Linked DNA regions of Mus musculus: region 1 is linked to region 2. Evidence: chromatin loops called from intact Hi-C (ENCODE). Cell type or tissue: left cerebral cortex. All regions are shown on one strand. Links, peaks and the distances in the headings refer to the core of each region. The heading gives the core; the rest is flanking DNA.

Region 1 (10,522 bases), core at 1-2,500, 210 kb before region 2:
ACAACCGACAACAAAGATGTTTGACTCCAGAAGATGCTCCCCGCGGCCCACCTGAGAGGACTGTCCACACCCCACCCCACTGCGCCCTGTGCCATCTACCTCTGAGTCCCCAACTTCTCACCCATGTTTCAACTCCCACCCCAGAGCCTTGTATTCCAGATCTGAGCAGCCCTTGCTTAGGAACCTGAGGTGGGGGGTGGGTAGGCAGACCCAGGGGACTGAGCAGGGAGGGGAAGGAGGGGTTTCTGCTCTTGGCTTTCAAAGTTCTCAGTGTGTGTAGCCCTTTGAATAATAAACATATGTCATATAATGTAAATATGCTTGCGTGTCTGTATTCAGAGGGACTTTTGTTAAGTGGCACATGGGGGTTAACAGTGTGGTCTGGTCTCCTTCAAGAGGGACCTCTTGGGATGTCTCTGGTCTCTGTCGTCAGTCCTTGGCTGAAAGCAAACATCCAGAAGCAGGGGTTCACACCTGGATTCCTGGCCCCCTCCCCCCCACACACACACACACTACCAGCCCCATAGTCTGATTCAAGTGCCGGGGACATGAAAAGATACCCTTTTCTATCCTTCTAGGGTCTCATGAGCCCCACCCCCTTCCAGCTCCATCTGTACAAGCTGAACCCCCTAGGGCAGAGGCCAGATCCTGGGATACAGCCTGTGCCCACGCGCCTCTCATTGCTGGGCCTCAGCTTGGTCACGACTCGGCAGGGTTGACTCAGACAGAGCCCGGAGCAGGAGACTCATAAATTACATAATTACCCATGAAACCTGCCGCCACCGCTCTCTCCAGCCGGGAGGGACACGCTCCGCTCAGGCTCTGGCCGGCAGTGACTCACTGTTCTCCCCAGAGCCTCTGCCCGCCCACCCACACAGCCACCTCATCTGGGCTAGCTGGGCAGGAGGAGGGGGACCTGGACTCCATCCCCCCTTCTTCCTGTTGTCAAGACAAAGGCAGGCAGGCAGGCAGCCCCCGTCTTGCTGAGAGGGCTTAGGTGGGGGCACCTGCCCCTCTAGCGTCCCTCTGCAGCCCCCTGGTGGCACTTCTCATAGATGGCTGCTTGTGACACAGGAGGAAACTGAGGCTTGGGAGATAGCCTGTCTCCTGTCCCTCCTGTAAGGTGGCTTTGATTACAGCTAATCAGACCAGCAGAGAGACCCTTGAAGTCTCCAGCTACCCCCATCCCCTTAAGACTTCTAGCTCAGACTTCTAGCTCCTTCCCCAGGTCTCTTAGGTAGAAACTGAGTGCACCTTTGAAAAACAGTTCAAAAATGATCATGCACTTGACAGACATGACAGGCAGAAGGTGGCCTTTCCAACCCACATGGGATAGGGTGAGGTGGGGGGCTCCCCAGCAGAAGGACACCAGTATATAGGAGAAATAGCTCAGCCAGTAAGGTACTTTCCATGCAAGCATAAGGACCTGAGCTCAGAGCCCCAGGACCCATGTAAAAGGGCAGTCACAGTAGTATGTACCTGTACAGTCTATAACCTCAGCATGCTGGGAAGCAAGGACAGAGAGATCTCTGAGCTCAATGGCCAGCCAGCTTAGCCAAGTCAGGAATCTCCAGACTGTGTGTGAGAGAAATGTCTCACACACACACACACACACACACACACACACACACACACACACACACTAAAATCGTGTGGAGAACCATTAAAGTGCCTGCTGACAGGAGCCTGGTATGGCTGTCCCCTGAGAGGCTCTGCCAGAGCCTGACCAATACAGATGCAGATGCTCACAGTCAAGTGTCAGATTGAACACGGGGTCCCCAATGAAGGAGTAGGGAAGAACCCAGGAAGAACAACAAAATCAACCAACCAGATACCCCTCCTCCCAGCTCCCAGGGACTAAACCACCAACCAAAGAGTACACATGGAGGGACCCATGGCTCTAGCTGGATATGTAGCAGAGAGGATGGCCTTATCTGGCTGGCATCAATAGGTGGGGAGGCCCTTGGTCCTGTGGAGACTCGATGTCCCAGCGTAGGGGAATAATAGTAAGGAGGAGAGGGTAGGAGTGAGTGGGTGGTTTGGTGAGCACCCTCATAGAAGCAGGGGGAGGGGGTTGAATGGGAGCTTCCAGAGGAAAAACTGGGACGGGCATAACATTTGAAATATAAATAAATAAAATAACCAAAAAAAAAAGTATTAGTGCCCATGTCTAAGTCAGAGTCTGATTCTCACAACCCACATGGTAGAAGCAGAGAACTGATGTCAGCACACCGTCCTCTGACCTCCTCCGTATGCTTGCTTTGACATGCATGCACACAAGATAAACAAACAAATGCAACGTGAAGATTTGTGAAAGCTCACGGTGATGGAAGGCACCTCATGTCAATCAACCCTGACCTCCACGTGCACGATCGCATGCGCACACACACACTCAATTAGAGAAGAAAGTGGTGTCTGACGCTGGATAGACGGCTCAGTGGCTACACCCATGCCTTATTTCAGAAGACCCAGTTTGATTCCCAGTACCCACATTAAATAAAAATAAGCCCAGCAGCTGAAGAACCTAAGTTTAAAAAAAAATAAACAAAATAAAATGCATCTTTAAAAATAAAGAAATGAATAAGTAGATAAAGCCTGCCTGCCTGACTGTATAGACTTCAGGGCTCTCCTTGTGTTATCCTCCACCGGTATTTCTGGCTTTCTCATCTCAGCCTCAGTTTCCTTAGGTACACATTGGGATCAACTCCATCCTCCTCACAAACAGGATAACTAAGGGGAAATTTTTTTGGCAGTGCTTTAGGCTTTCTTTGACTTGAGGGCTCCCTCCAAGGCTCTTCTTGAGTTGGGCACCCCCTTTAAGGTTCTCATTGGGTTGTGGCTCCCTCCAAAGCTCTTACTGACTTGACAGTTCCACCCCAAATCTCTCACTGAGTTTAGGATACCCTCTTTAAGGTTAATTCATAGACTGTTACAACCCCCACCCCTCAGTCCAGAATCAGACAACAGTGTCCCTTGACTCCTCACGAAAACACAGAGTCGAATTTTGAAGCTTGCCTATATCCGGTGACTGTGCACTCCCAAGCCATCTTCCCAAGATACCCTTCCAAAGTACCCCTAGCAAGGGACAGAAACCCTCAAACAGAAAAGACACTATGCTCCAATCAGCATCTGGGTTCCAACTAAACCTCCTTGGATGGTTCTGGGGGAGCAGGCGATCCCCCAGCGGTAGACCTGGGCCATCAAGAGACCCTCCCAGGCAGATAGAAAGATGGCCCAGTGGTAGAACTATCCAGTGCTTCCTAATACCCTGAGTTCAATCCCCAAAGCCATGATTTTTTTAAGGGCTGATGTGCACCTGAGGACCAAGATTTCTGTGGGGGAACCCTAGATGAGGTCGGAAGGTGCAGAGTAACCCAGGATGTAGGCAGAGCATCTGATGACAAGAATGGAGAGGGGCTCAAAAAATGGAGACAAGTGTGTACTGTGTCAGAAACTGGGTTAGAAGAAAGGGACAGGGTTCAGGTGAAGGGGTTAGGAATGTGGCCCAGAGGGTAGAGTGCTTGCCTGGCATGCATGCAGCTCTGGGTTCAATCCTTAACACTGCATAAAGTGGGAGTGTGGCTAACACAGAGAATTCCAGAACTCTGAAAGCTAAAGGAAGAAAGGTCAGATTCATCTTTGGTTGCAGAGCCAGCTCAAGGACAGCTGGTGTTACATGAAACCCTTGCTGGAAAAATTAGATAGATAGATAGATAGATAGATAGATAGATAGATAGATAGATAGATAGATGATAGATCAGACAGACAGACAGAAAGAGATAAATATAGATAGAGAAATAAAAATAGAGAAACAGATGACAGGTAGGTAGAGAAATATAGATGATAGATATGGTAGATCGATTGATAGATTAGATAGATAGATAGATAGATAGATAGATAGATAGATAGATAGATAGATAGATATGACTGACAGATAGGTAGATAAATATAGGTGATAGATAGAACCCCTTGGGTTCTTGGGACCGGAGGCCATGTTGGGTGTGGTGTCCAGCAGGCAGCAGATGCTCCCTCATCTCTAGGTCTCTTAGCCTTCTTTTGCTTTCCTGACTTACCCTATGCCTGATGCAGACACCAGCAACACTATACCTGGAACAGAGCTAGGATCAGAGTGTACCACTGGACACTTTCTTATGGAAAAAGAGGATTGCTAACAGAACCCTAGGTGGGGAGTGAGCGATCTCAGGTTAAGGGACACGGGGTCCCCAGGACCTAACCACTAAGGGAGTTGTTATTTCTTCCCTGCTTGTTGCCATAGTCCCCTGCATTTTCCTTCTATGTTGACAATTTCCTTGGCAGATCTAAAAGGAAGAGGTATTCCTCATCCATAGTGGGGCTGTGCCTGGGTTTTCAGGCTGCTGGTTCCCTGGGCTTGGGGCAAAGATGATGCAGTCCACACCTCAGTATCTGTTTCAGGAGAATTAATCACTTTCCTCTTGCTGGTCCTGTGTGTGCACAGCACACACATATATGTATACATATATACATATAAGAATATGCATACATATACATGCACATGTACTTATACACACATATATGTATATATTTACATATACATATATACATGCATGCATATATGTACATGTATAAACTCATATATACATGACACATATATGTATATAAATATACACACACATATATATATACATACACACACACATATATATGTATATGTGTGTGTTGCCCATGCATGTCCATGTAGAAACCTGACAAGGTCAGGTGTCTGCCCTGTCACTCTTGTCTTGTTCCCTGATTTCAGTCATGTGGGCTGGCCAGCAAGCCCTAGCTGTCCTCCTATGTCCACTCTGTCAGTGCTGTAGCTTCAGGTGTGTGCTGCCCTGCCTAGCTTTTATGTAGACACTGGGATTTGAACTCAGGTCCTCACGCTTGCACAGCAAACATTATACTCGCTGAGCCCCCTCCTCAGCCTTCACCTGAAAATCTTCCATGTCACCTGGGACAGGTATACAAAACAGATATACAAATCAAACATTCATTGAGACAAGGTCTCAGGACATAGCCCAGGCTGCCCTGAAACTCACAGTGTACCAGGCTGGCCTCCAACTCACAGAGCTACCCCTGTCTCCATCTTTTGAAAGGCATGTGCCACCGTGTCCAGGTAAATCATAAAGTTTAAAAAAACACTTTGCTGTACATATTTTGCCAATTCATTAAACATTAAATATTATGGCAAATTTGCATAACAATGAGATAGATTTTTAAAAATATATATATAAATAATTAAATATTGGCTGAATATTTGACCCTTCAGGACAAAGAGCCTCTTCAACAGAGTTGGTGGCTACTTTTTAAATTAATTAATTAATTTTTTACTTATTCACTTTGCATCCCATTCACTGCCCTCTCCCCATCATCCCCTCCCACAATCCTCCCCCCATCTCCTCTCCCCTTCTCCTCTGAGCAGGTAGAGCCTCCCCTAAGTGGTCCCTCAAGTCTCTGCAAAGCTAGATTCATTCTTCCCACTGAGGCTAGACAAGACAGCCCAGCTAGAAGAACATATTCCACATACAGGCAACAGCTTGGGGATAGCCCCTGCTCCAGTTGTTTGGGACCCACATGAAGACCAAGCTGTGTACCTGCTACGTATGATTGGGGACACCTAGGTCTAGTCCATGTATGTTCTTTGGTTGATGGTTCAGTCTCTGGAGCTGGTGGATATTTTGATCTCAGAACCATCAAAGCTGAGACTACCGCTTCACATGGATACACGGTACAGAATGTATTTAGAGCCTTTCCCAAGCCAAAATCCATTTAAAGATTTTTTCTGAAAAAAATAAAATAAAAATCAAGTGAGCCACTCAAATGACCGTTTTAAAAATCAAATATTGTAGCACAATAGACTCCAAAGGTTCACTAATTTGATGCACACTGAGAAACATGACAAGGAAAACCCTCCAAGTCTTCGATTTCCCTAATTAAGCCATTACATTTCCATAGAAGCAGGACGCTCTGTATGAGCAGCCAAACACTGCAGGCCACTGCATATAGTAGTCTTGAACCGAGGCCCCGGGGAGGCTTTTGTTGATGTTGCATGGTGAGACAGCTTGTGCTGAGAATAAGTTTGTGTGTTCAGATCAAGGGTGCAGTGAAGTCCTGGGACACAGCATGGGTGAGCGCTGCCAGAAACAGGCGGAATTACTGTGGATTTGAGTTTGAATGATTTTTCTGTCCTGGTGCATGTATAAGCCTTAAATGGTGCCTTTTTTTTTTTTTTTTTTTTTTTTTTTTGGTCACCATCCCAGTTAATCACGCGACTCCATATGGGGTCCCAACACAGTTGCTAGGTGCTATGCATCCGTGTGATCCACACACCAACTGTAGAGCCAGTGGACTCCTCTCCCAGGTACCCCACCTTCCTCTGAGTCCCACGATGACAGGAATGTGCTACTCCCCAGCAGAACAGCAGGCTGGGAAACAGCAGGAGTGAGTCCCAGCAGCCTTCTGGCAGTGCTACACCATGTCTGGCTTGGGGTAGTGAGGAAGTGGCTGTATATGTATGTATGTGTGTATGTGTGTATGTGTGTGTGTGTATATATATATATGTATATATACATATACTATATATATATATGTATGTGTGTGTGAATATATATGTGTGTGTGTGTATACATGTACATATATACATATATGTTTATATGTATATTTACATATACTTATATACATGCACACATATGTACATTCATACACACACATATATATACACACATATATGCATATAAACATACACATATACATACAAATACACACACACACACACACACACATATATATATATATATATATATATATATATATATATATATATATACACACACACACACATACATACACACACATATATTATATGTATATATACCCATGCATATATACCCAGGCAGGCCTACCTGCAAGACATCCTTTTGGTTCCTTATCCCTGGCATCTGGCAACAGTCCACTGTCTCCTTTTCTAGAGGAAGCCAATTCTACATGGAGCTCCCTGACAAGGCCAGCAAGGGTGGTGGCTGGGAGCTGCCCAGGGCTGACATGGTGCAAAGGTCAAGTCACAAGAACCTTCAAAGACCTCAGTCTGGCTCAGCAGCTGGGCAGGAAAGGAGCTGCTGGACAGAGCACTTGGGTCAGAAAGGGCCTGATGGAGTTTTCTCCAGGAAAGCTTAAAGGTTCTCCCTGGGTGAGTAAGGATTGTGAACCTGGGTGGACCAGAGGACTTGCCAATGTGACCGTTGATGCTCAGGGACTTAAGGAAATGCACCAGGGTTTCATGAGTGTTCTTTTGGCCTAGGACTACTGAATACTCAACTGGGGTGGGGTAGCTAGGATGATCACCGGGGAAAGGGGTGATGGAGGATGAAAAATTGATGTTTGAGGATGGTAGAGGATGTATAATCTGAAGGTGGCCTTCAGGGAGAGCCTGGCTTGCCAGAGACCATCACTATACCTGACCTGTAGCAGCAGGGATCAGGGAGGGGGACCAAGGACACTGGCTTCCAGCTAGGGCTTCTGGCTGAGAACTATGGAAGGTCCTCATGGAACAATGCCTCTCCACTGAGGAAGGTCATATCAGAGCTTTTCGTCTTTGGTCCCCACCTCAATGTGTCAGAAATGGGGGTAGATGGTATCCTGGAAGCCATGTGACATACTTTTTACATCTACTTCTCAGCAATATTATTGACAAGATCATCCATTCCCTGATGTATTCCCTGATGCTCTCTGCAACCTCCAACACCCATGGATTACTTTCTAGACTTTCTTTAGTGGCTCACTGGGCGAGGAGTTCTGTCTCCATGCTACACCCTTTTGATTGTTATAACTTTGCCATATGATTTAAAGTTAGGTAGTGTACTGGCTAGTTTTGTGTCAACTTGACACAGCTGGAGTTATCACAGAGAAAGGAGCTTCAGTTGAGGAAATGCCTCCATGAGATCCAACTGTAAGGCATTTTCTCAATTAGTGATCAAGGGGGAAAGGCCCCTTGTGGGTGGGACCATCTCTGGGCTGGTAGTCTTGGTTCTATAAGAGAGCAGGTTGAGCAAGCCAGGTGAGGCAAGCCAGTAAAAAACATCCCTCCATGGCCTCTGAATCAGCTCTTGCTCCTTCGCCTACTTGCTGTGTGAGACTGAGTAACTGCTAGATCCTTGGACTTCCGTTCACAGCTGCGACTGAACCATTGTTGGGAATTGGGCTGCCGACTGTAAGTCATCAATAAATTATTTTACTATATAGAGACTATCCATAAGTTCTGTGACTCTGGAGAACCCTAACTAATACAGGTAGCATGATGCATTCAGGTTAGATCTTGATGCTCAAGATTGCTTTGATTAGTTCAAGATTTGAGTTTTTGTTTCGGCTTTTGCTTGTTTTCTTTTTTTCCCCAAGTCTTCAATCTTTCTTTTTTTTCTTTTCTCTTTTTCCTTTTTATTTATTTATTTTATTACACATTTGATTCTTTACATCTCAAATGGTATCCCACTTCTTGGCTATCCCTTCACCAACTCCCATCCCTCACCCACTCTCCCCCCTCCCCTTTGCTTGTATGAGGCTGCTCCTTCATCCACCTACACTTTCCTGCCCCACTGCTCCAGCATCCCCCCATGCTGGGGCATCAATCTCCCCAGGACCAAGGGCCTCCCCTCCCATTGCTGTCAGGCAAGGCCATCCTCTCCTACACATGTATCTGAAGCCATGGATCCCTCCAGGAACACTCCTTTGTTGATGGTCTAATCTCTGAGAGAACTGGGTGGTCAGACCAGCCTATATTGTTCTCCCAAAGGAGTTGCAATCTTGCTCCACTCCGCCACTCCTTCCAGCTCCCCCACCAGGTTCCCTGAGCTCAGTCTGATGGTTGGCTCCAAGCACCCACATGTGCATTGGTCAGTTGCTGGCTGAACCTCCCAAGAAACCACCACACCAGGTTCCTGTCAGCAAGCACCTCTTAGCCATGGCAACAATGTCTGGGTTTGGTTTCTGCAGACATGATGGAATCCCCAGGTGGGGCAGTTCCAGGTTGGCCCTTCCTTCAGTCTCTGTTCCATTTTTTGTCCCCTGTTCTTCCTTTGGACAAGAACATTTGTGGGTTAAAAACTTTGAGATGGGTGGGTATCCCCATCTCTTGACCAGGGGCCATGCCTTTCTACTGGAGGTAGTCTCTACAGGTTCTATCTTCCCATTCTCTGTGAATTTCAGCTAAAGTCATCCCTGTTGGGTCCTGGGAGCCTCACGTTTCCCTGGTGTCTGAGACCCTCCAGTGGCTATTCCCAGTACCTCATTCCCCCTGATACATATGTTTGTTCGGTTTCCTGACCGTCTATTCCTCTCTCACATCTCTTCTAGTTCCTAATACTGCCTCCTTATTTCCTCTCCCTCCCAGGCCCTCCTCTCCCTCCACCTCCCATGATCATCCTGTTCCCCCACAAAGTGCAGGACTGAAGCATCCACACCCTAGTCTTTCTTCCTTCTAAGTTCCATATGGTCTATGGATTGTATAATGGGCATTGTGAGCTTTTGGGCAAATCCACTTATCAGCGAGTACACACCATGTGTGTTCTTTTGAGTCTGGGTTACCTCACTCAGGATGATATTTTCTAGTTCCATCCATTTGCCTGTGAATTTCATGCAGTCATTGTTTTTAATCACTGTGTAATACTCCATTGTGCAAATGTGCCACATTTTCTGTATCCTTTCTTCTGTTGAGGGACAGCTGAGTTGATTCCAGTTTCTGGCTATTATAAATAAGACTGGTATGAACATAGTGGAGCATGTGTCCTTGTTATATGTTGGAGCATTCTTTGGGTATATGCCCAGTAGTAGTATAGCTGGGTCTTCATATAGAACTACTTCAAATTTTCTGAGGAACCACCAGACTGATTTCCAAAGTGGTTTTACCAGCTTGCAGTGCCACCAGCAATGGAGGAGTGTTCCTCTTTCTCCACATCCTCACCTGAGTTTTTGATCCTAGGCATTCTGATTGGTGTGAGGTAGAATCTCAGAGTCGTTTTGATTTGTATTTCCCTGATGATGCTGAACATTTCTTTAAGTGATTCTCAGCCATTCGTGATTCCTCGGATGAGAATTCTATATTTAGCTCTCTACTCCACTTTTTAGTAGGGTTATTTGGTTCTGAGGAGTCTAGCTTCTTGAGTTCATTGGATATTTTGGATATTAGCCCTCTATCGGATGTAGGGTTGATGAAAATCTTTTCCCAATCTATGGGTTTCTGTTTTGTTCTATTGACAGTGTCCTTTGCTTTACAGAAGCTTTTCAGTTTTATGAGGTCCCATTTGTTGATTGCTGATCTTAAAGCATAAGCCATCGATGTTCTGTTCAGGAAGTTTTCTCCTGGGCCCAAGTATTCGAGGCTCTTCCTCGTTTTCTCTTCTTTAAGTTCAGCCTATCTGGTTTTATGTGGAGATCCTTGATCCACTTGGGCTTGAACTTTGTACAAGGAGATAAGAATGGATCAATTTGCTTTCTTCAACATGCAGACTGC
Region 2 (11,081 bases), core at 3,590-6,089:
TGCCTCTACCTTCTTGGCATCACGTATGGCTACTCCTGCCTGGGCAGAGGTGTGGGTGTACAGATGAGGGAATACTCATACCCAGGAAGGGTTTGGCAGGGATAGGAGAATTCTGCTTGCGTGGGGGATATGTGCACATGAGCCTCTTCCCTAAGTGACAGTGGACTGTGTTACTTTAGATGCACCCCTGAAAATCTCTCCCAAAAGGCAGGGAGGAATTCCACGAGACCTGTCTGAAGGTCAGGGACTTGGGGTCCTTCTCATTAAACCCCAGTTCAATTAAGCCACATCGGCACCCAGCACTCTGGGCATCTGGCACCCAGCGCTGTTGTCATCTGTTGTCCAGGAGCCAAGAGTCGCAGCCTAACCTGCAAGGTCAGAGGCACAAGACCTGTGTTAACCCCAAAGCTTTGAGGAGAAAGATCACCAACCTAAGTCATCATGGCCAAATTCATTAAAGCAAGCTTTTAAATTCATGTGCACGGGCTGTCTCCCCCTAAAGGCAGGGTTCCAGAGATCAACACTGGACCTAGGGAAGATAGGGGGGGTTTATAGCTCAGGGGTAGGGGGTTTCCAAATGGGGGATTTAGCAGGCAAAATAGGCAGGATTACAGGAGCAGAACATAGCAAGGCGATGAGAACTCTGTAGTCATAACAACAGGTGGTTCATAACAACCTTTAGAAACAAAGACGAGGCTGTCATTTCCTGAGACAGGCAGTACAGAATCATTTGTAGCTAAGGTTCCAGGTGGGGCATAGCCCAATTCTTGAGAAACAGAGGTTTAATCACGAACAGGAATGAGCCTAACTTGTTTTTACTTTCGGGATGGCTTTTAAGAACATGATGGAGGCAGGCTGGTTTAGCCCTTGAGACTGCTGCGTAGCCATAGAGGAGGGTACTGTACTCTGTGTTCTGCCTTTGCCATTGGGGGGTGGGGGGGCTCAGAGAGAAAGCATGGGAAGGTGAACTGAACCTTGAGCATAAATCTCCTGCCAGGGCCTGGCTCTAGTGCCCAACATAAGCAATATGACCACTCCTCCCTCCACATCCCCCAAATGGGCAGTGGGAAACCCTCTGTCTTCCCAAGGGGCAGTTCTGTGGATTGGAAGGGTGCCCTTGGCTCTCACTGAGGAACCTCCTGAGAAACCATTTCACGAGACTTATCTTGCCCTCCAGCCACTATTGAAGATCTCATCCATCTTAGCTTTCCGTCTCGAGGGAGCTTTTGGGAAGGGAACTCATCTCCCAGGGCCCAGGCTGGGAAGGTTTTGTGCTCTCTAGAGCGCCGGATGACCACTGTCTCTGATGGAGCCATCCCCTAATGAAGCTGTGCAGAGAAGCAGATCCACTCAGACACGGGACAGTTGTCTCCAGGATGGAGAACGCAGCCTGTCCGCTTTCCCCGGGAGTACCACAGATTCCCCGAGTGCCCTGACAGGAACAGTATGCAAGGAACAGCCAAGGCAACCGTGGGTACTGATGGCTTTTCCACTTTTGCTTTGGTGGTCAGGAGTCTCAGAGACAAATTAAAAGTGCCAATCAAAGCCACTGGCCTGCATCTGCTTCTTCCTGTCACTCAGCTCTTCTTCTCCCACACATTTGCTCTCTGGGAGTGCTGGAACATTGTAGTTCACTCATTTCTGCTGAGTCCTCCCTGGAGACCGAGTCAGACCTTCTGACCAAGCACACTCAGTCAGTCGACAGGTTCTCCAGCCTGGGAGTGAGGATTTAAAAAAAAAAGACAATTAGACAAAACTGTAGCAGGACACCAGCTGGTTCTGAGGCCGAGACAGGCTTATTTTTTCCCAATCTGATTTTAATTACATGCAAGTATTAAGGGCGGGCAGTACAACCGAGAGCAAGCAAGACAATAAACACAAATAAATAGTCAAGGAACAAACAAGACAATAAACAAAATCCTGTGGCCACGCCCTCAACCAGTGTTTCTAAGAGCTTATCAGGATCATCGAGATAACTGAGCCTACTTCCCCGTCCTAGCCCAAAGTCATATTCATGCCTGAAGCCTACTTCTTTGCTCCACCCTAAAATCCGCTTCTTGCATGAACTTACTTCCTTGTCATGGCCAAATGTCAGGTTCCTGCCTGATGCCCAATTCCCCGTCCATGGCCAATGTCAGATTCCTGCCAAGCGGCCCCCAAAGGCTCTCCACACCTTCTCAAAGTAATGCTGGGCTTCAGTAATGGCTAACATATACCAGCTATGAAACAGATGCAGCTATATCCCCCGGGGCCCCATGTGGACGGACCGCCAGCCCAAGAAGCGAAGTTTACGGCTTCCTTGACCTCCATTCCCATCCCGGTTCACACCTACAACCTTCCTGACCTCGAAGGTCTTAGGACAACTCTGTCCTCCTAGGGACACACAGGAACCTCCCTTCCAGGATGGAATTTCTGACTCAGATGGTGGGATTTCAGGTCCTGGCATTTTCTTGGGGGTGACTTGGAAGCCAAGTGAAGACAGAGATGGTTCGTTGGTCATATAGCACGATGGTGGTCTGGCCTGCTCAAAGGTGGTGCTCTTTATTCCTCCAGCCCAGAACATCCACACTGAATCCATCCTCAGGTTCCAAGCGAGGTCATTGCCTCCCACGTGGAAGATTCCAGGTAAACACGGGTTGAGTTATCACCATTGACTGTGTGTCTGCTGTCCTGGCTGAACTAAGATGGAAACTGTGGGCAGCTGGGTGTTCTGCCCACCAAACTTCTCAGCAATGTGGGAAGCACCACCCCACGCCAGCCCTCCAGGCCACCCCACAGGGCAGTAAACACTGTGGCCAGACTTCTGGGCGGAAGCCACCAAGCACACAGAGGAAGCCGGCTTGTGAGGAGGCTTTGAAAATGAACTGTTCAAAACAAGACTTGGGGCCTGGAGGTGGCTGAATTGGTGACGTGCAGGCCACACAAGCTTGAGGAGCTGAATGCTGTAAGAAGCCAGGCAGTGTGTACCTGCCACCCCAGCAGAGGAAACGAGAGGATCCCGGGGGCTCACCAGCCAGCCAGGCTAGCGGACCTGGGAGCTCCAGGCCAATGAGAGACCCTTGTCTCCAAAATTAAGGTGGGAAAGTGACTGAGAAAGCATTTGACATTGACCTTTGGCCTACACACACACACACACACATACATACATACACATAAACATACAAACACATGAACACACGCATGAACACATACACACATGAATATGCACACACAAACACATGAACACACACACACACACACACACACACACACACACACGCATGAACATGCACATACATGCAAACACACAAACACATGAACACCCACACACACAGGAGAGGGTAGGGCAGCTGTACAGGCAGCATAAGGGGACAGGGACAGTGGCCTTGGTACATCCATGCTATTGCTCTTGCTGTTGCCCCTGGCTTGCTCTGAGACTCATGGGAAACAGCTCACTCAGCCTAGAAGTGAGGGAGAGTTGTGCTTCCATGTCAGAAAACCTTGGCAGCTTCAGAGTAGCTGGCAAAGCCCAGGAGACACGCGGAGGAGCTCTCTGAGGAGCTGAGGCAAAAAACAAAACAAAACAAAACAAAACAAAAAAACCCAGCTACTGATGTGTAATGACTGCGGGGCCTCCTCAGGAATGTCTCCCCTAACACCCCCTTTTGCTGCCACCTTCCCTCACATGGCTTGTTCTTCTCTCTCTCTCTCTCTCTCTCTGTGTGTGTGTGTGTGTGTCTGTGTGTGTGTGATTGTTTGCAACAGCAGACAGGTGGACACCTCCTAAGGAAAGCCACAGGCTACCCACATGTTCCACCCTGTCCCTTCTGTGTGTGCCAAGCCACAGGGCATCTCTTCTCTCTGAGCCCACCCTGCCTGGGACTGAATACTGAAGAAGACAGGGGGCAGTATCTCAGAGCCCAGATGAGCCTCCTGCCAGGTGGATCCATTGTCTCAGGCTGGGGAGCGGGGGCGTCTAGAACAGGAGCATCAGTGGGAGAGCACCAGGGACCTTGGGACAGGGTAGGGAGACTGAATGCAGATAGATGGCCACTGGGTGCTCATGCCTAAACACCTGGAACTCTCCAGGAATTTGCATACATTCTCTCCCTGCAGACTCTCAAGGGTTCAGGCATGCCCCATTCCACAGAAGAGGAGATTTGCAGAAAGCAAGAGCCCTGCCTGCAGTGAGGCCCACTGTGAGCTAAGTACAGGACACAGGAGAGTGTTAGGCATTGGCCCTAGGAGGTCTGGAATCTGCAGGGGAAGGACATGGGGGACATTGATGCAGGGGTGGGCCTCCTAAGGTCCTCGAGATTTGAGTGCCACCCAGTGTGTATGCAGAAGGGGCGTAGAGGAAGAACAGGGAAACCATTCCTAATTTTCTGTGTGTCCCTGGGTAAGTCACTACCTGTCTCAGGGCCTTGGTTTTGCCATTTGTAAAATGGGTACTGGGACTGGCTAGGATGGAAGACTTCCTGGCACTGCAGTCTAGCAAGGGGGACAGTCAGTGCAGCATAACCCATCCCAGGGCCAAAGCTGAGGCTGAGCGACCTTGATGGAATGTGGAGCACCCTCAAAGCGGCACTGGACACTGGGCTCAGTTTTGGAGATAAAGAAGTAGGCTGGGTAAATTAATCTGAGCCTGTGCGTGCGTGCGTGCGTGCGTGTGTGCGTGCGTGCGTGTGTGTGTGTGTGTGTGTGTGTGTGTGTGTGTGTGTTGGGAGAGAAAGAGATGGAGGGGGGAGTCCAGATGGGTGTGGCTCTGGACATTAGGAGAAAGCCCAGAGTCCAGCACTACCTTGATCCTCACTCACTGTGAGTAAGAGTCTGGTATGCACAGCTCCCTGCCGCAGGGCCTCTGGCGGGAGGAGGGTGGATCCCTGCCAGGTCTCCTGGCTAGCACTGCCCCCCAGTGGCCGTCCTCCGTGCCCAAGGGCCTGGGGCTAGAGTAGATGGTAAACCAATCACAGGGCTCCACTTACCACCCAGGCAGGAGCGCATTTACCCTCTGGGAAAATGAAAACATTTCTGGCCTGAGACCTCCAGACCCACGGAGTTTCGGTCAGCTTGCAAACGGACACTCCACCCTGCCTAGGGGAGAGAGGGGCCGCCTCCGGTACCATACCACCAGGAGCTCAAAGAAAATGACCAGCACCCCAAAGTCCTCCACCTGAAGATACCTCTGCTCTGCCACCAGCTCTTGGTGGCCTCTGCTAAGTCATGCCCTGGCAATAGTTCTCAGTCATTTCCTGAGGGGTGTCAGAGCTCAGAAGCAACATCTTGTGAGCTTAGCACTTCAGGGTCTGATGGTAAGGACCCAGGAGCTGTGTCAAGTGACTTCTCAGCATTCCCCCATGGAGGGACACCCTCGGGCCTCCTCTAACACTGAGGTGAACTAGAGGGGGGAACCCAAACTGAAGCCTCCAAGATTTCCAGAAGCAGGAACCCACCATGTAGCAGTGGGGGCTAAAGGCCAATTCCCACCCAATGGGGCACTTTGTCAGGATCACTGGGGATGAGGGAGTTTTGGGAGCAAAGAGCTTGGCAGTGAGAAGTGGAGGGACCCTCATGGTCAGAGATGCAACAGAGGATGGGGTCAACAGGTAGGGAGAGTTTTCAATGGCTGGTCAGAAGTCAGCCTCCTTTCTGGATTCCTGAGTGGCATGTCAGGTGTCCAGTTATATGCAACTTCCTGATAAGCAGTCATGTTTGGAACATGCTAGCACTAAACACTAGAACCCACACTAACTAGTGATCTGCATTGTTATTTGTTAGATCTGACAGCGATGCTAAGCTTATCTTTCCTTGTTGTGGGGCTTGCCTCTGCTCAGGGCAAACCTCCCTTCTCAGGTTGTTGGGTCTAAAGGGTCTGGAGAGCCCATTGCCTGGATCCTGCAGATGACCTCAGTCTGCAAGGCCATCCAAATGAGAGGGAGTGTCAGCTCAGACCCTGGCCATCTGTTGTGTGTGAGGAGCTGGCCCCTCAGGTGTTTGGTGTGGATATTCCCTTCTATTAGGTCCAAATAGGGAAGGCTTAAAGAGCACTCCGGGGTCTCTGCTTCCTTAGTGAATCTTAGATCTTACCTCCTGGGTGTTGCTCCAGGTCCTTCAGGTAACCCCATATCTCTGCCCCCCACCCCCCACCCCATGCCAACAGGAAAAAAGTCCATTTGGTGGTTACATCCTAGGGCAGCTGCCTGAGTTCGAGACCCCAGACCTGGAGTGGTGAGCCTATGCACTTGCATGCAGCCAGCACGCCCTTGGAAAGAAGATCGATGGACAGCCTCTCCTGGGGACAGAGGTGCACAGCAGGAGGGATGGTCATCTCCCTTGTCTACTGATACACTCGCAGAACCTGGTAGGCCCCGAGGCACACCCTGATGCTCTCCCTGTCTCCTAACCCCACCACGGCCTCCACAAAGAGTTCCCAGTCTAGCAGGGTATTGTCAGGTCAGGGTTGCTCATGGAGGACAAGAGAGATTGCTTCACACTCTCCTGAGGCAGGCCTTGGGCAGTGGGATTTTCCCTCACTGCTTCTAGACTCAGGGAAAGGCACAACAAGAAACCTCTGTGGCCTCTGACTTGATCAGTCTCAGGGATCAGAAGAAGAAGGGGTAGAGGGGGAACGGCATGGCAGCCAAAAGAACCCCAGGGTCACCATGAGGCCTGTGGAGCAGGCCAGAAAGCCCATGTGCATAGGAGCAGAGGGTCTTGTGGTCTTCATCACAGCTCACTGCAAAGCTCAGTCACACTACAGAAGAGATTACTCTAAGGACACATTCATGCATGAATGAAAACCTGCGTTCCATCCCTAGAACCCATTCGAAAAGTACAGCTCTGGTGGCAAACACCCTTGTAATGCCTGCCCTGGAGGAGTGAGAAAATCCCTAGGGCTCGCCAACCAGCAGCCTGACTAAATCAGTGGGCTCCATGTTCACAAGCAACATGAATGACTCCTGAGAACAGTGTTCAAGATTGGTGTCTGGCCTCCACGCTCGTGTTCACAAATGTGCATGCACACACTTATACATGCACACGAACACACATGCCTTCCACATGTGTGTGCACACAACACACACACACACACACACACAGATATTCAAAGACAGAGAGGGAGGAGGGAGGGAGGGAGGGAGGGGAGAAAGGAGGAAGAGAGGGACAGAGAAAGAGAAGGAGGGAGAGATAGATATGTAAATAAATTAAATACTACAGAACATCTTGCAGACAAGTAGGTAAATGTGAACACAATATCTGTGTCTTAGTTAAAATAGTCATCACATCACAGCGAGGAAGCATAACTGTGACACACGCTGTGATGCAGATGTCCTTTTCCTCCTAGGCCAGCAGCCCAGGACACAGGGGACTTTGTGGCATATTCTGGGACCAGCAGAAGTGCGCACACACCCTTGTGAAGCATACAGCCAAGCTGTGAGTGCCTACGCACCCCACCACTCACTCTGCTACAACCCTTAGCACTGACTGCCTGGACAGTTGGCCACTAAGTCTAGCTGCAGTCTAAACAGAAAGAGAGATGGGATACATTTCTGAGAAGGAGTGGGTGACATCTTGACCCCATTAGAAAGACAGAAAAGTTGGCTCTCAGGTTTACACTTTGGGCTGTGGCTAAGGATGACCATACCCTGCCAAGAAGTTGCTGAAGTAACCCAGGGCACAGTGGAGGGGTCAAGAAAGAAGAAAGGGAACATGAGAAAGAGTGGGCTTATAGGTTAGCTGTGCTTCTTTGTGGGCCTGGTAAGCCCAGACACAGTTGAGGATCTCAGGATAGCCAGTGAGCGCTGAGAAGCTGGGTCTAGACTCGGGGATGCAGAGACTATGGCAAGTCCTGCTCCTGAATGAATCACAAAAGCTGAGTCCAGTTTTCCGAGGAACATGTCCCTTGGCACCTGTAGAGAACACACCCAGTCCCTGGTCTTACCTTGGAGGAATAATTGAACACTCTTCTCCCCATCTCTAACTTTCCATCTCCTTCCTCCCTCTTTCTAGACCTCCACTTTATTTTAAAGTGCCATGGCTCAAACCCATGGTTTTGCACGTTCTAGGCAGATCTTCTATCAGCAGGCACAATTCTCAGCTTTTGAGAGACGGGGTCTCCCTCTATATCCCAGGCTAACCTTGAACTTATGATCCTCCTTGATCAGCCTCCCAAGTATCTGAACCTAAGGATGTATGCCTCCAAGCCTTCCCACCTCTACCTAGAAATGGAGAAAATCTGTACTGAAAACTTTAAGTAAAGAATGAATTAATTGCCCTGGTGGTCCAGCATCCTGAAAGAACCAAGTTATTTAATCAAAAAGACCGCTCTTTCACTTCAGGAGCCAAATGCAACAGAGTGTCCTGAAAAGATTATGATGGTAACCAGCATAAAAGCAGGCCACCTTCTTGTGAACAGTGCCAGCTTTTCCAGGGTGTCCCCTGTAACCCAGTTCTGCCTGCTCTTCTTCTCTGGGTTATTCTTCACCTGTCTAGAAAGCAAAGACCTCTCCAACTCTGTCACTGTCAGGCACAGGAAAGGGAAGGTCACAAGGAGTCATTCAATTAGCAGGTAATTGGTGGAGAAAAGTCCAGCGCGTCGTTCACAGGAGCTCAGAACATTTACTTTGGGTGGGAGTGGGGGTGGGGGTGGGGTGGGGTTGAGTGAACTATGAAATGTTGCTTTCTTTCTCCCAACTAGCTGTGAGTTTTCTGCAGCCAGAGATCAAGTCATGGCTTCCAGGGAGAACAGCCTCTGGTCCCCCGTCCACACACAGTTGAGAAGAGGATGGATACAAGATGGATACATTGTATCTGCTAATAGCTGACTGTATCCAACACTGTCTGCTAAATACAAAGTTTCCAATAAACCACTTGGGTCAAAGGGGATAGTACATCATCTCTTTCCAACAAACTAACTGTTTCCCCAGCTATTCAGAGATTTGTGTCCACTAGCCACTCCACAGACTGTGGCTTGTATGTCAGGGGCTTCAGGTAGAAGCCTAGCTGGTTTCTGAGGCGTAAGTAGTTCACAAGAGACACTTGATGAACAAATGAAAAAAATCAGCAGGGGGAAAACCCTTATCTCGGGCTACATTGTGCCCATCTGCCTGCTTCCCTAAGACCACAGCTGCAAGACTGCAGGAGACAAGGTTGATTTTTCATCCCTTAAGGCTGGCGCGATGCTTAATGTTCAATACGTTCTCTCTTTTCTTGTCTCTTCTTTTCCTTTTGATATCTGGGATCAAACCCAGGACCCTCCACATGCTGAAGATTCTTCCCCAGTACAATACACATTTCTTGGCTGAATGAATGAATGAATGAATGCTTTCCTATAAAGGCAGGTGTATTCCATCCTTTCTACAATGCAGATCACCAGGAGCTGGGAGGATCCTTACCAGTCCAGTCTGATGAGAACTTCCCAAAGGATCCTGCCTGGGCCTGATGCACATCCTCTCTCCATGCTTCCTAAAAGTTTAGCAGGCAAAAGTATACCTAAGGCTCTGACTCTTCTTCCTGGCCCTCTCTTCCAGTCTTGGAGCTAGCATTTTGTGTCCCTGGTTCCAGTGTTCTGAGCTCCCACTGTGGCTGTACACAGGCAGCTGAGGCCACAGCTATTGGTATATCGCATGTCTTGTGCTCTGAGAACCCAGTTCCTGAGAGGTGCCATTGGAACCCCGAAAGGCAAATTACCAAGTGGCATTTTCCTGCTCCCATCTCCCCTTCAGGTGCCTCGGGTCTTTTGAGCTGATCATTGAGGTTCCCTAATAGAGCCCCACGGAGAGAAGGTCTCAGCAAGGATGGAAAAGTTGCTCCTGATACAGGTGGCCAAGGCTCACCGATCTGGGAGAGTGTCCCATCCCTGTCTTGAGCTAGGTGAGGCAACACTGTCCTCTCAGCTTCCGGTAGGCATCTAGGGAAGCTGTTGTACATGCGCCTGCAGCACGTGGATAATAGATACATCTTGCACCTTGGTGGCACTCGAGTGTTACGATGCACCATCTGAGTTTCTCCTTCCTAGGCTCAGCTCACTTGATAAAGGGCATAAGGAAGGTGGTACCTGACCATACAGACATGGTGGACAAAGACCCTATACATAGTCACATCCTCTGTGTACCCATCACCACCACCACGTACAACCACACCTGTGAAGCCCCCACATCTCTTTTGTCTGTTTTTTTTTTTAATAAGAAAGTCTATTTCAAAAACTTTCAAATTAATCATTAAGATAATTGCAAGTCCCAGCTTCAGGGCTCATTGGAATTTTAAGTGTGTCCTAGGGGTGATGAGATTGCTCATTGGGTAAAAAGGCAAACAACACAAGCCGCATGTCTTGAATTTGATCTCCAGAGACCAAGGAAAAAGCCAGATGTGGTGGCACACACCTGTAATTCTAGAAGTCCTACAGCAAGATGGGAGATGGAGACAGGAGCATTGCCTGGAATCTCAGAGGCTGAGTAGTCTAGAGTACACAGCACAACAGCCACAAGAAAGACCTTGTCTCAGCAGAGACCCCCCCTCAGTAAGAGAGACCCCTCAACAAAAGACCCCCCTCAGTAAGAGAGACCTCTCAACAAAAGACCTCCCTCAACAAGAGAGACCCCCTTCAACAAGGTAGAAAGCCAAGAATGCTCAAATGTGTTATGCTCTCTCCACATACACACACACACTCTGACTGACTGACTGACTGACTGACTGACTGACTGGCTGATTGATTGATTGATTGATTGATTGATTGATTGATTAAAATGCATTTTCCAGATCCCCGAGGCATCCCAGAGGCTCTATGAGCTCCAGAGATATACAGCCATGGGGATTCCAGAGTCCACTTCCTAGCTCCATTTTCTGGAGATTGTCCCTTAGTTGTGGGAAGAGGAGGAAGAGAAAACACTGGAGTGGTTGAAAGGAACAGTCTCCAGTGGGGACGTGTGTGCCAGTGTGGCAGGAAGGGATGGGAACAGTCTCCAGTGGGGACGTGTGTGCCAGTGTGGCAGGAAGGGATGGGATGCGAAGTCAGGCTTCAGTGCTGTCTGCTTTAGTCTCCTCACTCCAAGAGCTAGGGAGGACGTATGGGATCGTCTCATCTGTGGAAAGCTAAGGGGCCACTG

The links. Hi-C counts contacts between places; a loop is a spot of excess contacts. Peaks named below come from ENCODE experiments on the same cell type or tissue, not always from the same donor. Only the 100,000 strongest peaks of a DNase experiment are listed, where the experiment ranks them.
Region 1: it touches region 2 in a loop (2.0-fold over the local background); 5 of 42 quality-filtered maps call a loop at or near these places.

Annotation. Positions count from the first base shown.
Region 1 is chr12:109,749,143-109,759,664 of GRCm38, forward strand. It overlaps Mirg (miRNA containing gene), which reads left to right. Exons shown (of 8, transcript NR_028265.1): 8 at 1-316. Among named protein-coding and RNA genes, the nearest start is that of Mir3072, 6.5 kb to the left of the region's middle. In left cerebral cortex, for the core only: a CTCF peak has its summit at 1,031 (motif pointing left); DNase peaks (open chromatin) are centred at 809 and 1,535; H3K27ac peaks cover 1,534 bases.
Region 2 is chr12:109,954,024-109,965,104 of GRCm38, forward strand. No RefSeq gene overlaps it. Among named protein-coding and RNA genes, the nearest start is that of Gm34554, 38 kb to the left of the region's middle. In left cerebral cortex, for the core only: a CTCF peak has its summit at 4,905 (motif pointing left); a DNase peak (open chromatin) is centred at 4,890.